Linked DNA regions of Homo sapiens: all the other regions are linked to region 1. The links are chromatin contacts, found by Hi-C or POLR2A ChIA-PET in ENCODE. All regions are on one chromosome and are shown on one strand. Each heading gives the region's core, a stretch centred on a gene start or an enhancer-like site at or near the end of the contact. The rest is flanking DNA. Distances are from core to core; before and after follow the strand shown. Region 1 holds the start of SRSF8 (serine and arginine rich splicing factor 8). Region 2 holds the start of SLC36A4 (solute carrier family 36 member 4). Region 3 holds the start of CEP295 (centrosomal protein 295). Region 4 overlaps MAML2 (mastermind like transcriptional coactivator 2).

The links. A loop is a pair of places that touch in the nucleus more often than their neighbours do. ChIA-PET counts read pairs that join two places held with the same protein, here RNA polymerase II (POLR2A). Pooled maps may share reads with other maps.
Region 2: a loop to region 1 is called in a map of B cell, with 15 times the contacts of the local background. The contact joins the promoter of SLC36A4 here to the promoter of SRSF8 in region 1. A Hi-C loop is called at or near these places in 5 of 168 maps with a recorded cell type or tissue (B cell, CD4-positive, alpha-beta memory T cell, CD8-positive, alpha-beta T cell and 1 more) and 9 of 50 pooled maps.
Region 3: a loop to region 1 is called in a pooled map, with 6 times the contacts of the local background. The contact joins the promoter of CEP295 here to the promoter of SRSF8 in region 1. A Hi-C loop is called at or near these places in 2 of 37 single-sample maps with no recorded cell type and 12 of 50 pooled maps. POLR2A ChIA-PET finds 5 or more read pairs at or near these places in 2 of 52 experiments (CD8-positive, alpha-beta memory T cell and Panc1).
Region 4: a loop to region 1 is called in a pooled map, with 2.3 times the contacts of the local background. The contact joins the enhancer-like site here to the promoter of SRSF8 in region 1. A Hi-C loop is called at or near these places in 1 of 50 pooled maps. POLR2A ChIA-PET finds 5 or more read pairs at or near these places in 2 of 52 experiments (PC-3 and PC-9).

Annotation. Positions count from the first base shown.
Region 1 is chr11:95,065,128-95,068,168 of GRCh38, reverse strand. It overlaps SRSF8 (serine and arginine rich splicing factor 8), which reads right to left and starts at 1,250. Exons shown (of 1, transcript NM_032102.4): 1 at 1-1,250. The coding sequence starts at 942. The coding sequence ends at 94. RefSeq lists enhancers at 65-174, 755-944, 669-1,426 and a silencer at 1,195-1,274.
Region 2 is chr11:93,196,602-93,199,642 of GRCh38, reverse strand. It overlaps SLC36A4 (solute carrier family 36 member 4), which reads left to right and starts at 1,652. Exons shown (of 11, transcript NM_152313.4): 1 at 1,652-1,865. The coding sequence starts at 1,811. RefSeq lists a silencer at 1,511-1,890.
Region 3 is chr11:93,660,063-93,663,103 of GRCh38, reverse strand. CEP295 (centrosomal protein 295) reads right to left here and starts at 1,422. Exons shown (of 30, transcript NM_033395.2): 1 at 1,330-1,422. RefSeq lists an enhancer at 1,299-1,428 and a silencer at 1,589-1,658.
Region 4 is chr11:96,306,398-96,309,438 of GRCh38, reverse strand. The region is part of intron 1 of MAML2 (mastermind like transcriptional coactivator 2); the gene reads left to right. Among named protein-coding and RNA genes, the nearest start is that of MIR1260B, 34 kb to the left of the region's middle. Within about 2 kb of position 1,503, at least 31 of the 41 ENCODE cell types and tissues checked have a DNase peak (open chromatin) inside an H3K27ac peak, as active enhancers do; they include PC-3 and PC-9, where a contact is called at or near this core.

The DNA.
Region 1 (3,041 bases), core at 1-2,500:
CCTCTTCTTCCAGGGACGTTGCTTCCATAGACTGAGTATGTGATCCTTTTCCCCCAAGTCCTCCATCACGTTGCTTCCTGATGCATCATTTTCTTAAGAGGACATCTGTCCTTCCTCTTCAGGAGACTTGGGGGGCCTCTTGGATCGCGACCTTGACTTGGATTTCCTCTTGGATACCCGGGGAGGACTCCTGGTCATAGATGAAGACCTGGACCGCGAGCGAGACCTGGAGACCGAGGAGGACTTGGATCGTCGCGCAGAGCTCGATTTGGAGGTTGATGCAGAGCGAGAGCTAGTGGAGGACCCAGACTTCGAGTGAGACCGGCTGCTGTGATATCGGCTGTAGCGAGAGTTACTGTAACCAGATGAGCTGTAGTGAGATCCGCCGTAGCGAGATTCCCTGTAGCGAGATCTGCTGTAGGGAGAGCGGCTGTAGCGCGACCGGCTGTAAGGAGATCGGCTGTAGGGAGACCGGCTATAGCGAGAACCCCTATAGCGAGATCGGCTGCGGGACCTGGAGCAGCTGGGACCCCGGGATCGGCTGCGGTGTCGCCGCCTGGGGCTGCGGCTCCGCCGCCCGTAGCTGCGGCTCCGCCGTCCGTAGCCGCCGCCTCTGGACCTGCCGCGTGGCTCTCCCTGGCGGCTGCGGGGCAGGTCCCGGCGGCCATAGCGCGCCACCTGCACCCGCAGCTCGCGTCCGTCCAGCTCCGCCCCGTCCATGGCGGCCTCGGCGTCTTGGGCGTCGCGCCGGTCGTGAAAGCGGACGAAAGCGAAGCCCCGGGGCGCCTTGGTGTGGGGCTCCCGCGGGATGTACACGTCGCCCACGCGCCCGTACTTCTCGAACACGCGCCTCAAGCTGTCGGGAGAGGTGCGGTAGGTCAGGTTGTCCACCTTGAGGGTGATCATGCCGTCCACGTCGGGAGGGGGGCGGCCGCAGCTCATGGCTCCGAGAGCAGCCCGGGCCCGGAAACTGGCGCTGCTCTGGGCGCTGACGGTGCGACCTGCGTTTCTTTCTCGCGGTTGCGCCCCGCGTGGGGACGCCGGGAAAGGCCGGGCGGAGAGGCGGGCGGCGGAGCTCCGCAGGGAGCGCCCTGGAGCAGCAACTTCCGAGTTCCCAATTTCAGGCCAAATACTCCAGGACCCAGAGGAAGGTTTCCTTTTGGTAGCTGAACTCCAAATGAAGCCAGGCCCCGAAGATCCTGGCCTTGTACCTGGGCAACATCCTAACCTAATCAGCGCCCAGCTAATGTAATCACTGGGCTGGATTTACATTAGACGTCCCACCCTCCCATGCTCCTCCCTATTATTCTACGTTTTAAACCAATCTTAAGAACAAAGCTAACTGATTAAAGGTCAATTTATGGGAACAGGCAATCCAGACAAATATTAAACAAAAGAAACCTAGGGCAACAATATTAATATCCAGTGTATTGATAGGATCAAAGGAGCACATTTCATAGTTATTGAAAAGAAAATTCACTAGGAAAACATTACAGTGATGAACTTAACGCACCTAAACACATAACAGTGACACATAGCCAAGACTGAGAGTTATAAGGTAAAACTGAAAAATCTGCACTCATGATGGAAGTTTGTTTTTTCCCCGTAACACCGTTTTCTCAGAAATCAATAGTGCAGAGAACAAAACTAGTAATGCTATAATAATTTGCACAACAAACAACAATTTTGATCATATAACCTGCAACAACCAAAAATATATAGAAAACAGAAGAATTTCCCAATACAAGACTACAAAATAAATGTCAATTAAAATTTAATAGGTCAATAAATTCAGCACATCTGGACCTCAGTGAAATAATATTGAAGGTTAAAAATAAAAAACCTGAATCCAATCATATTTACTTGAAAATTAATAACCACATTTCTAAAACTTTTTTTATGTTGAAGTCAAGCAATTAGTAAAACAAAACCAAAACAAAAAATAAAACATTAAAATAAAAATAGAATTACAAATAAAAGGGACAATATGTTTTTTTAAAAAGATGATTAATAAAACTGAAATCTAACACTTTTAAAGAAAAAAACAATCTAGCAATACTGATGAAGAAATACAGTTTCTAAATCTGGAAAGGAAATATACAGAAAGGGCCTAGAGCATCTTGGAGTGCTGGAAAATAAGGATGTGATAAATAGAAAACAAACAAAAGCATTGATGGGGTAATTTTAGAGGGGTACAAAAACCAATAAAACAGCTCCCAATGGCCAAATCTTGAACAATTTAAGGAACAAACTAAAATACTACTATATCATATTCCAAAATATAAAATAAATATTAATCTGTGCTGTTGTAAATAAATGATTAAATAAATTAACACATTGGAGAAAAGAGAGAAAACTCCTCTGCAGGAGAATTCTAAATTAATTAAATTAATTAAAACGTTGCTGATTTTGAAAATGTTATGTAACCTTATATACATAGAATTGTGCTTTTTATATTTTAATGTATTTTGTGTTTTATTTCCCTCATCTATGTGTTCCATGTAGCTGTACTTGATCCTGTTACCTTGCCGTAAGGCATTCAATGGTATAAATGTTTGTGCTGTTGATGGGCACTTGGGTTGTTTCCACTTTTGGCCTCTTACAGTGTTGCTCAGAACATGCTTGGACATGTATACTGGAGCTCATGTGTCCTCTTAGGTATGAATGGATCCCTTGTCACAGAATACAGGCAGCCCACTGTAACCTCTGGCTTCAGCATCAGTGAATTCAGCCAACTGTGGGTAGAAATTATTCAGAAAAAAAAAACAATAAAAATAAATAGAACATAATACAGTAAACAATTATTTACATAGCATTTTCATCATAATGTAAGTAATCTAGAGATGACTTAAAGTATGTTGGAAAATACGTATAGGTTACATGCTCATACCAAGCCATTTTATATATGGACTTGAAAATCCTCAGAATCCTCAGGGGTTACTAAGGACCAAACCCCATCCACCTGCAGAATATCAAGGGACAACTGTATGTGAATTCAAACTTTACCATGCCTGATTGTTTTTCAACAGTTTTTATCAATT
Region 2 (3,041 bases), core at 403-2,902, 1.9 Mb after region 1:
ACCTGGAGTAGAAGTCCTAGTAAATATGTTCTCAAGTAGAGATGCATGAAAAACATATTTCTCTTGAATCTTATGATCATTGTTATCACTTGCTTTATCTCCACATCACTGTAAAGACATTGGGCCTCCTACCTCAGCCCAACCCTCTTCAAAAGATTTCAGGCCTATACTACAAGTCAAACTTTTCTTCCTTCCATATTGCCAGATCTGCTTTCCCTGAAGCTGAGATTAGGGGACAATGACTTTTGATCCCTTTTAACTCTCAAAGGATAATGTTCTTTTAAGATGCTGTCCCACATGTTCTCATTATAATGAGTGGTTTATGGAAAATTACCTTGGTCCTATAATTTCTGTCTGATGCCTATCTTCTCTCCTGCTGATCTTTAACCAGGTGATCCACCCCAACACAGGTTAGGGAACATTGCTCTAGCTATGTTCCAGAATAGATTTCTTCTTCTTCTTCTTTTTTAAAAAAAATCTCCTTTACCCCTTTATTTGTCAGGAACACTTCAAATAAAACCTTCTTTTGGGATTTGCATGTGTATGTATGTGAACAAATTGGGTTCACTTAAAGGAAAAGAAAGGGGGTTGGCAAACTGTCATTATCACTAGTTATCTAGTGAAAGCCTACAGAGGATGCAACAGGAGGAAAGATGTAGATAGTATGTAACTGCGTACCTTTTTAATCTCAGAATTTTAAATATTTAACACCATTGCCATATAGTTACATCAGTGACTGTTAATCAGACCCACTCCCCCCCAAAAAAACCCTTTCCTAAAGCAACCCCACTGAATGAAACGGACACAAATAAAAAGGATTGTCTGGTGTACTGACTTCCAAGAACTATGAAGTGAAAAAAAAAAGAAAGCGATTTTAAAATTAAAATAAATATTTTCCTTTTAAACCAAAAGCTTGCTTCATCCATTGATTCATCGAATATTCATTGGTACCCATCTGGGAGGCCAGCTTTGCATATTTTTCGAGAGCTCCAGCTCTGAAGGCAGAAGGATTCTACTTCTGCCATGTACAAGCTTCCTGTCCCCAGACACGTTACTTACCTCCGTGCCTTAATCCCTTCATCTTTAGCGTTAATGTAAATATTAGAATTATCTCACAAATTGTAGTCAGAATTAAAGATAATGTATGTATGGTGCTTAGGAGTACTTGAAACTACATCAGTACACTTAGTCTTTACCTTAATTTTCTTTCAGCACCACGGTCAACGTCAAATATCTGGAAGGACATTGAAATATCCTGAAAGTGAAATTGTATATGACTTAATTAAATTCTATTTAAGTGTCTCCTGTAACTCTAACTATAGAAACAGGGAGACGAATAACCAGAGTAGTCAGAACCTCAGCATGGGTAGGGGACAAATCCCGTCCTTCTTCGCATTCTCCAAGGTGACTTACAGAACGCTAACGCCTTGCATACGGACAGGCGCCCCAAATTTAAGTTCGCCGTCATCTTTAAAACCCCCAGGGAGCTATGGGCCCGGGTCTCGGCTAGCTCTAAGGTCCCACCCTCGCTGATCTCAGGTTACCCAACCCTCCTCTCGGGTTACCCAACCCGGCCTCGCAGCAGTCCTCGGGTCTTCGGCCCCTCCCGCCCCTCGCCGGCGGTGCCCGCCGAGCCGGGCTGTCCCACTGCGCATGCTCCTCGCCGCGCGGTTGGGGAGCGCCGGGGCAGGGAGGCGGGCACCAGGCGCGGGTCCCTCCGGGCAGGGGAGGTAGGCCTGGGCCTGACGCCGGCCACGCAGCGGCGGGAGAGTGAGCACTCGGGCGGCGGCGTCCTGGAGACCCGCGAGAGATGGAAGCGGCGGCGACGCCGGCGGCTGCCGGGGCGGCGAGGCGCGAGGAGCTAGGTCGGTGTTGTGCGTGGGCAGGGAGCCGGGGCTGACGTGGGCGGGGGTCTGTGCGGGAGTCGGGTGCGCCCACACCTCCAGGGGCCCCGCGCTTGGCCTGAGTTGAGGCCCGATTGCTAACTGACCCCGTGGTCAGCATCCGCAAAGGAACCGGTTATCTGACCCCGAGAACTTGGTCAGACGAAGCCCAGGCCTGAATAGGGCGTTAAAATATGTGTGTGTGTGTTTGCGCGCGCGCGTGTGGGTGAGTGTGTGTGTTGAGTGGGGCGGGGCCCTGTGGGTACACGTCAAAGACGCAAGAGCCTGCGCCGTGACTCACGGTTTTTTTCCCAATGATGCTTTAAGGAAGTTATCATTGTTCTGCTTTTCAAATGCTGCAGCCCCATTCGGAATCTCCAGATGAATCCTCATTTTACTCCTTGTTATCCCAGAGTTTCGAACAGGTCGTGCTGACCAGAATGAACAGGAGATACCTGTAGCTTGCTCACTTGGCAAAGTTTGTTTGTTTTTTGCTGCTTTCCTCCCATCTTGTTTCTTGGCGACAGGGCGTGTTTGTTTACGGTTTCCCGCTGTCCAAAATAAAAAAGTAAGGATCAGGGTGGTAAAATGATCGCTCTCCCAGTTATACGTACTGTACTTGGGAGTATTTTTCATTCGATGCTGATTAAATGTAATTAAAAAATTAAATCTAAATGGAATCTTCAAGAAAACCGTTGAACTTTAAAAAATACCGTATTATAAGTAACTGATAGGTTGTTGTTATTCCTCTAATAGCCTGCAGGGCACTTTGCAATGGAATTGTTTTCAGGCCGTAATAATGGTAGAAACAATAAACTTAACATTTTATTGCGTGCTTACTGTGTGCAAACACTGTGCTAAGTGCTTTACCTATGCATTGTCTTTAATCCTCACAGCAACTGAGATAGGTGCTATCATGATTTCCATTTTATAGATACAGTAATTTTAAGCTTATTAATGGCAGAACCCAAATGTGAACTCAGGTTTCATTCATTAATAACCTGTCTTAGTGAGGATATGGAGAAATGGGTATTCTCATGCATTGCTGGCAGGAAAGGGATAATATATTTAGCCTTAAAAATGTACATATCGGCCTGGCGCGGTGGCTCACGCCTGTAATCCCAGCACTTTGGGAGGCTGAGGCGGCCGGATCATCAC
Region 3 (3,041 bases), core at 173-2,672, 1.4 Mb after region 1:
GTCAAAGTTGTCATGTCCCCCTTAATCTGGGACAGTTTCTCAGTCTGTCTTTTCAAGACCCTGTCATTTTTGAAAATACTGGCCAAGTACTTTGTTGAATGTCCCTCCATTTAGATTTGTCTAATCTTATGTGATTAAACTGAGGTTATGTATTTTTGGCAAGAACACCACAGAATTGATTAGGCACCTTTTCAGTGCATTGTTATCAAGAGGTAAATGATGCTGAATTTTGGTCACTTGGTTAAGATGATGTCCACCAGGTTTCTCCTCTGTAGTTACTACTTTTCCTTTATAAATATCTCATGAAGACAGAGTAGAGGCTACAGAAATATGCTTTTCATCATACTTTTGCCCATTGACGTTAGTATCCATTGATGACTGTTGTCTGAAACAACTACTGTGGTGTTTACCAAATAGTATTTTCTATTTCCATTATTCCTTCTACAATTATCAATCGGAATCCTGCTGTAAGGAAGTTTTCCCTGCTGCCCCATTTACTTGTTTATTAATTATTTATTCTTAGTAATATGGATTTTTAAATTCTACATTTTATTACTATCCAATATTGAAGATTATACTACTTATCTTGCAAGATTTCGTCCTGAGGATTAAATGGCTCCTGGTACATAGTAATCACAAAATTAACACTAAACTTGGAAGATCTGGGTTCAAGACCCAACACTGCCACTTATTAGCAGGAAGATACTGGCCAAGTCACTGAAGTCACTTTGGTTTCGTTTTCTTAAACTGTATAAAGGGAATAATAATATCTACCCCAAAAGGTTTGTTCTGACGTCTATGTGACTTAGCGTGAAGTCTTCAAATACACTCTAAGTATTAAGGACTCAAAAGTTCACCATTGTTTTAAAAGTTGAGTTTGTGACAGGATTGAATAACTGTGAGATTAAGGTGGCAGACACCAAAAGAGAGCGTGCTCTTTGCATGAAACGATCCAGGCAAGGCTCTTTTAACAGCTACCAGGTGGCAGGCCATGTCCGCGGGTGATCTGGGGGAAGCGCCCCTCCCCCGACACGGAAGCTCCGCGACAGGGGAGGCTGCGTGGGAAGCTCGCGCGACCCGACCCCAGGAGAGCGCGCAAAGCCTCTCGCACTGAGTTACCGGGTCTGGTCCGGACACTCCTTACAGCCGCCAGCCCGACCGCGGGCAGGGCCCACGGCCTGCGGAGCCTGAGAAACGCGAGCCGTACCTGCGTTCGCAACAAGGCGCCTTCCTGGGATCCCATTCCTCCGGAATACAATCCCAGCTCTTGGGCCTCGGGGAGTCATGCTCCTACGGGGCGACTGGGAAGCCAGTGCATCCCTGACTCACCTGAGAACCCGGGGCCTGGACACAGTAACCGCAGCTCAGAGCAAGCCAGCCTGGTAAGCTCCTGCCCATCAGCTGCCCAGCAGCCGTTTCTGCGCCTGCGGGAGAGCCATCGCCGAGCCGCCGTCACTTCCGTCATTCAAACCGCCCGCCAATGGCCGGACCAAACCGCGGGAATAGGCCCTGTCCCGCCTTCCTCGGGGGCCGCCGGGAAGGCTGCGCGGTGTTAAAAACCCCGCGCCCCGCGCACGCGCACAGGCACGCGCCAGCCCCAGCCTGCCTAGGGGCCCATTATTTGTCACACCTGTCAGGCTTTGACGTTTTCCCGTATGGGCCGCGCTCGGTGGCTCGCGCCTGTAATCCCAGCACTTTGGGAGGCCAAGGCGGGAGGATCACTTGAGCCCAAGAGTTCGAGGTTATGTATTTTTGGTTATGAGTTCAAGACCAAGTCCTTTTAAAAACATGGTGAAACCTCATCTTTACAAAAAATACGACAACAGCAAAAATTAGCCGTGCGTGGTGGTGGGCGCCTGTAATCCCAGCTACTCGGGAGGCTGAGGCAGGAGAATCGCTTGAACCCAGGAGGTGGAGGTTGCAGTGAGCCGAGATCCCGCCAGTACTGCACTCCAGCCTGGGCGACAGAGCCAAAGCCTGTCTAAAAAAAAAAAAAAAAAGTGCAGAGCCATGAGGGTGACTTTTGTTTTAAGGCCCCATCATGAAGATATCTTGGGATATGCATCCTTTTCTGTACTGACTACGGAATTCATTGGTACTATTATGCGCAGTTAACGTCTTATAGCTTTCATTTAAGGCCTCCAGCTCATAACAACAATGAGCCGTATGTTACCCTGTGCCTCCAGAGGTACAGCGCACGGAGAGCACCTCACGGATTTATCTGCTGTAAATAACCAATAATCAGGCGGTGAGCACAGGTTAATACCTATTGAGTATCTGTTATGTGCCGAGTACATTATGTTACTCTGGATGGATTATGATGCCTATACTAGATTTTGCAGTCTGGGTCATGGGGGTTAAACATCAGGAATCAAAGGATTAAAAATGGGGGGTGGGGATGGGAAGTTGCTGACACGATCAGATCTGGCTGCACAGTGGGGAAAAGGTCAGAGAGAGTGAAGACAGAAGGCCGTATACTACTACAGAAAGTGAAAGATAATAGCAATGAGAATGGAGAGAGGTGAGTAGATTGAATAGGAAGCCAAACATCAGGAATTGGTGGTTACCTGGTTATGGGAGGCACAAGAGGAGAAAACAAGGGTGATGCCCAAGTCCCAGATACCTAGCACCTGGGTAGATAGTGATAACATCCTCCTGGAACACACATGAAGAGAACCAGGAGGGAGAAGTAATAAGTTAAGCTTTGAATATTTTGAATTTGAGCTGTTTATGAGATATCTAGACAAAGGGATGCATTTCAGAAACTTAGGACACAAAATTAGCAGTACTTGACAAACAATTGCATGTGAGATTGAGAGAAAAGGGAAAGTGAAGTTGATTTCATAGGCCACTAGCTTGGGTAGCAGTGTTGATTCTTGATTGTAAAGGGAGAAATCAGAAATGGCAGTTAAGTGGGTAGGGTGATGAGCCAAGCTCTGTGTATATTGAACTTCATGTGCCTGTAGAACATCCAGTGATGTACTGTAAGCAGATGAATACATCGGTAGATAGCCCACAGAAAGAACTAGGCTAAGCATAAA
Region 4 (3,041 bases), core at 254-2,753, 1.2 Mb before region 1:
CTGCTACTGGGTTGAATGAAGTTCTCTGTACAGATTCCATGGCTGTAGGTAAGAATGAATTACTCATAATTGTGAGCAGAATAATGTGTGGTAAACAAATTATGCAGTTATTCGAATCCTTCTACTAAATCACAACTATAGGGTTAAACTAAAGGGCAGTTTTGAAACTGACCTCTGGGTGTGAATGCATTGTCAAGCACTTCATACTAAAACACAATGGCATTCCAAATCCCAGTATGATGCTAGACACAATGGATTACTCATTTCAGTGGGAGTACATTCTCTCCAAAAACCCAAAAACATTCACCCAGAACTTTCAAGACAAAAGACATTGCCAGCTAACACCAGCAAGGGCACTTAGTTTTCTTCCTTTCTCTATCTTTTACTTCTCTGTTTTGCTGAACTTAACTAATGAGTTATTTTCATTTTATTGTATTGTATTTTATGCCATGAATTATTTGTTTATGCTGCAGCATTTTTACATTTGGACAAGAGTACACAGAGCAGAAAGTATATAGCACATGTATGGTTCACTGTGTATAGATAAATGAAGCATTCATTCATTCAATAAATATTTGCTCAGTATCCATTGTGTGTAAGACATGAGGTTAGCTACATGGTCCCCAGCTTCAAGGTCTTTACATTCTAATAGGAAGACATATAAGAAACAAGCAAACAAACTAAAAAATATACATTATTATAGCTAGTCATTTTTTATAAAGCACAAGTTTCTTTAAATTTAAGCTGAAACATAAAGAAGTAGGAAGTAGCCATGGATGTAATTTTTGGGAAGTGTATTCTGAGATGTTAGAGCAACTCTGATGCAAAGTACCATTTGTTTATTTAGCTTAATATTTTATGTCTAAAGTAGGTTTCTTACTGATAAAAATTGCAACATAATTAGATTTTGGGTATGGGAAATGATTGGATAATAAAGAATAAAACATAATCAGGTATGCAGTAAGTGAAAAGTTGATGTCAGAATTTCCAGTAATACTGTAATTATGTAAATTGTCACTAAAATGGATTTTGAGGGTTAGTACTTAAATACACAGAGTCTTGAATGACACAGCAGTCACCCATATGTATGTTAGAGATGCTTCAGTTATATTTCAGAATTCTACTATTGTTTAGTAAATCACTGGATTTTTTTTTCCTCCTTGTGGTTTAGGATAGCATTGAAATATCTTGGTATAATTACTTCCATACTTTGTCATTAGTATTTTATATTCTTTATTACATGGACTAATGCCCCACCACCACTGCCCCCCAAATTTTAGCTATGCTGAAATGAAACTCCCTCTGAAATTTTGATTTCTGAGGTCGGGTGATCCCAAATGTAAACTATAACACTGTGTAAGGCCTGAGTCTAGAATTGTAAAGAAGCCAGAATCTTCCATGAGCATGCGCAGGGCTTTACCATAATTCCAGAGTAGAACAATCAGCATTCAAAACCACATGAAGCCAGGACTCTCTTCCACCCTCCTCTTCCTTTCCCCTATAAAATGATATCCACCCATGAGTCATAGGCCATTCATTCCCTTGGGTTCACTATTAGTTCTGTTCCTGAACTCTCATGGGCCATCAAATGAAAATAAAATTAATACACACGAAGAGATTATCATTTTAGGGGATTTGTGGGAGCCCAGACACTTTTTATGAGAAGAGACTGGCACCCCTAAGGATGTTATTTGAATCTGAAAAGAAGCGGTCATAAAGGAAGTGGTGCTGCTTTAATCTGCTGTACGGAGCTGCCACCCTGCTCTTACTGCTAGGCAGCCTTCCCATATGAGCAGAATGATCATTCCCTTGGAGAAAGCAGCTGAGGTTTGAAAGCCGTTCCAATTTTGCAGTTTCAGGAATGTGTCGGAGTTGCAGCTTTAAGATGGCATTTCCCCCTCCCCAGCTGCTGTCGAGAGTGCCTGGGCTAGATGTGAATGGGAGTTTTGTATGAAGATTGTGAGTGAGCCAGAGCCACTGGGTAATCAGGGCAGCAAGGCACATTAAGGAATATACTTTAAGGGATATATTTAAGGAATATACTTTTCATACAGCCTCTCACTCTTCCTTTACAGTAAAAGCATAAGTAAAACTTCCCTATGCTCCTGTACTTATCCTGCTTTTGGTCTGACTTTAAGCTCAGCACTGAAGGCAACTTGATCTCCGTTGCTATCTCCTTTCATAGATGATAATGAGCACAGTTCTAAGAGGCTGGCTGCAATGATATCCTTTGCTGTTAGAAAAGGAAAGCGGGAGCAGGGATTGGAGTGATTGTTTGCTGTGTTGGTGACTGTGATGTTGCCATGGGAAAGCTCAAGACTTCAGGAGAGTTTGTATTTTGTTGGGCGAGGTGCCAAACTGTTGTGACTTATTACAGCCGTGTGAGTGAGCTGTACAGAACAGTATCCTGTGTAGCAATTCAAAGGGCAGGATCACTTTAATCAGGGAAAGATAGAGTGCTGAGTATTCACATTACGCTTTATTTCAACTTGGAAATGATAAACAAACCTAACATTTTGGTAGTCTCTGGGTTTGCTCTTTTAACTTTGGAGAAAAAAAAGAATCAATTCCTCGTGCTCACTCCAACTGAAAAGCAAAACAAAAATGTTTCTGCTTTACATATAAAGACCCCTTGTAACGAATGGTGTGCTCTCAAGTAACCACTCCACCCGCAAATGCTAGTTCATCTTGACTCAGCCTCAAGGAAAGAAAAAATTCACAGGCCAAGTTGATTTGGTGTGAAAAAAATAGTGTAAGTTTGGGAAGGTTTCTTTTCAATTTAGACTGAGGACATTCCTCTGCCTCACTTACCTGGGAAAGTCAGCCTTTTTACCCCTAGTATTGGCAAAATACATGGCCCAGTCTAGATGTTCAGTCGTTGTCTAACTATGCTGAAGGCAAGGAGTTTTCTTTGAGGTTTTATGAAAAATTAATACATAGATCCACATAAAGGAAAATTCTGGAGCTTGGAGAACTGTTTTGACCTTTCAAGTCACAAAGGGAGCTAGGTTCAGTCCCCTTTTTGCAGTAGTCAACACAGC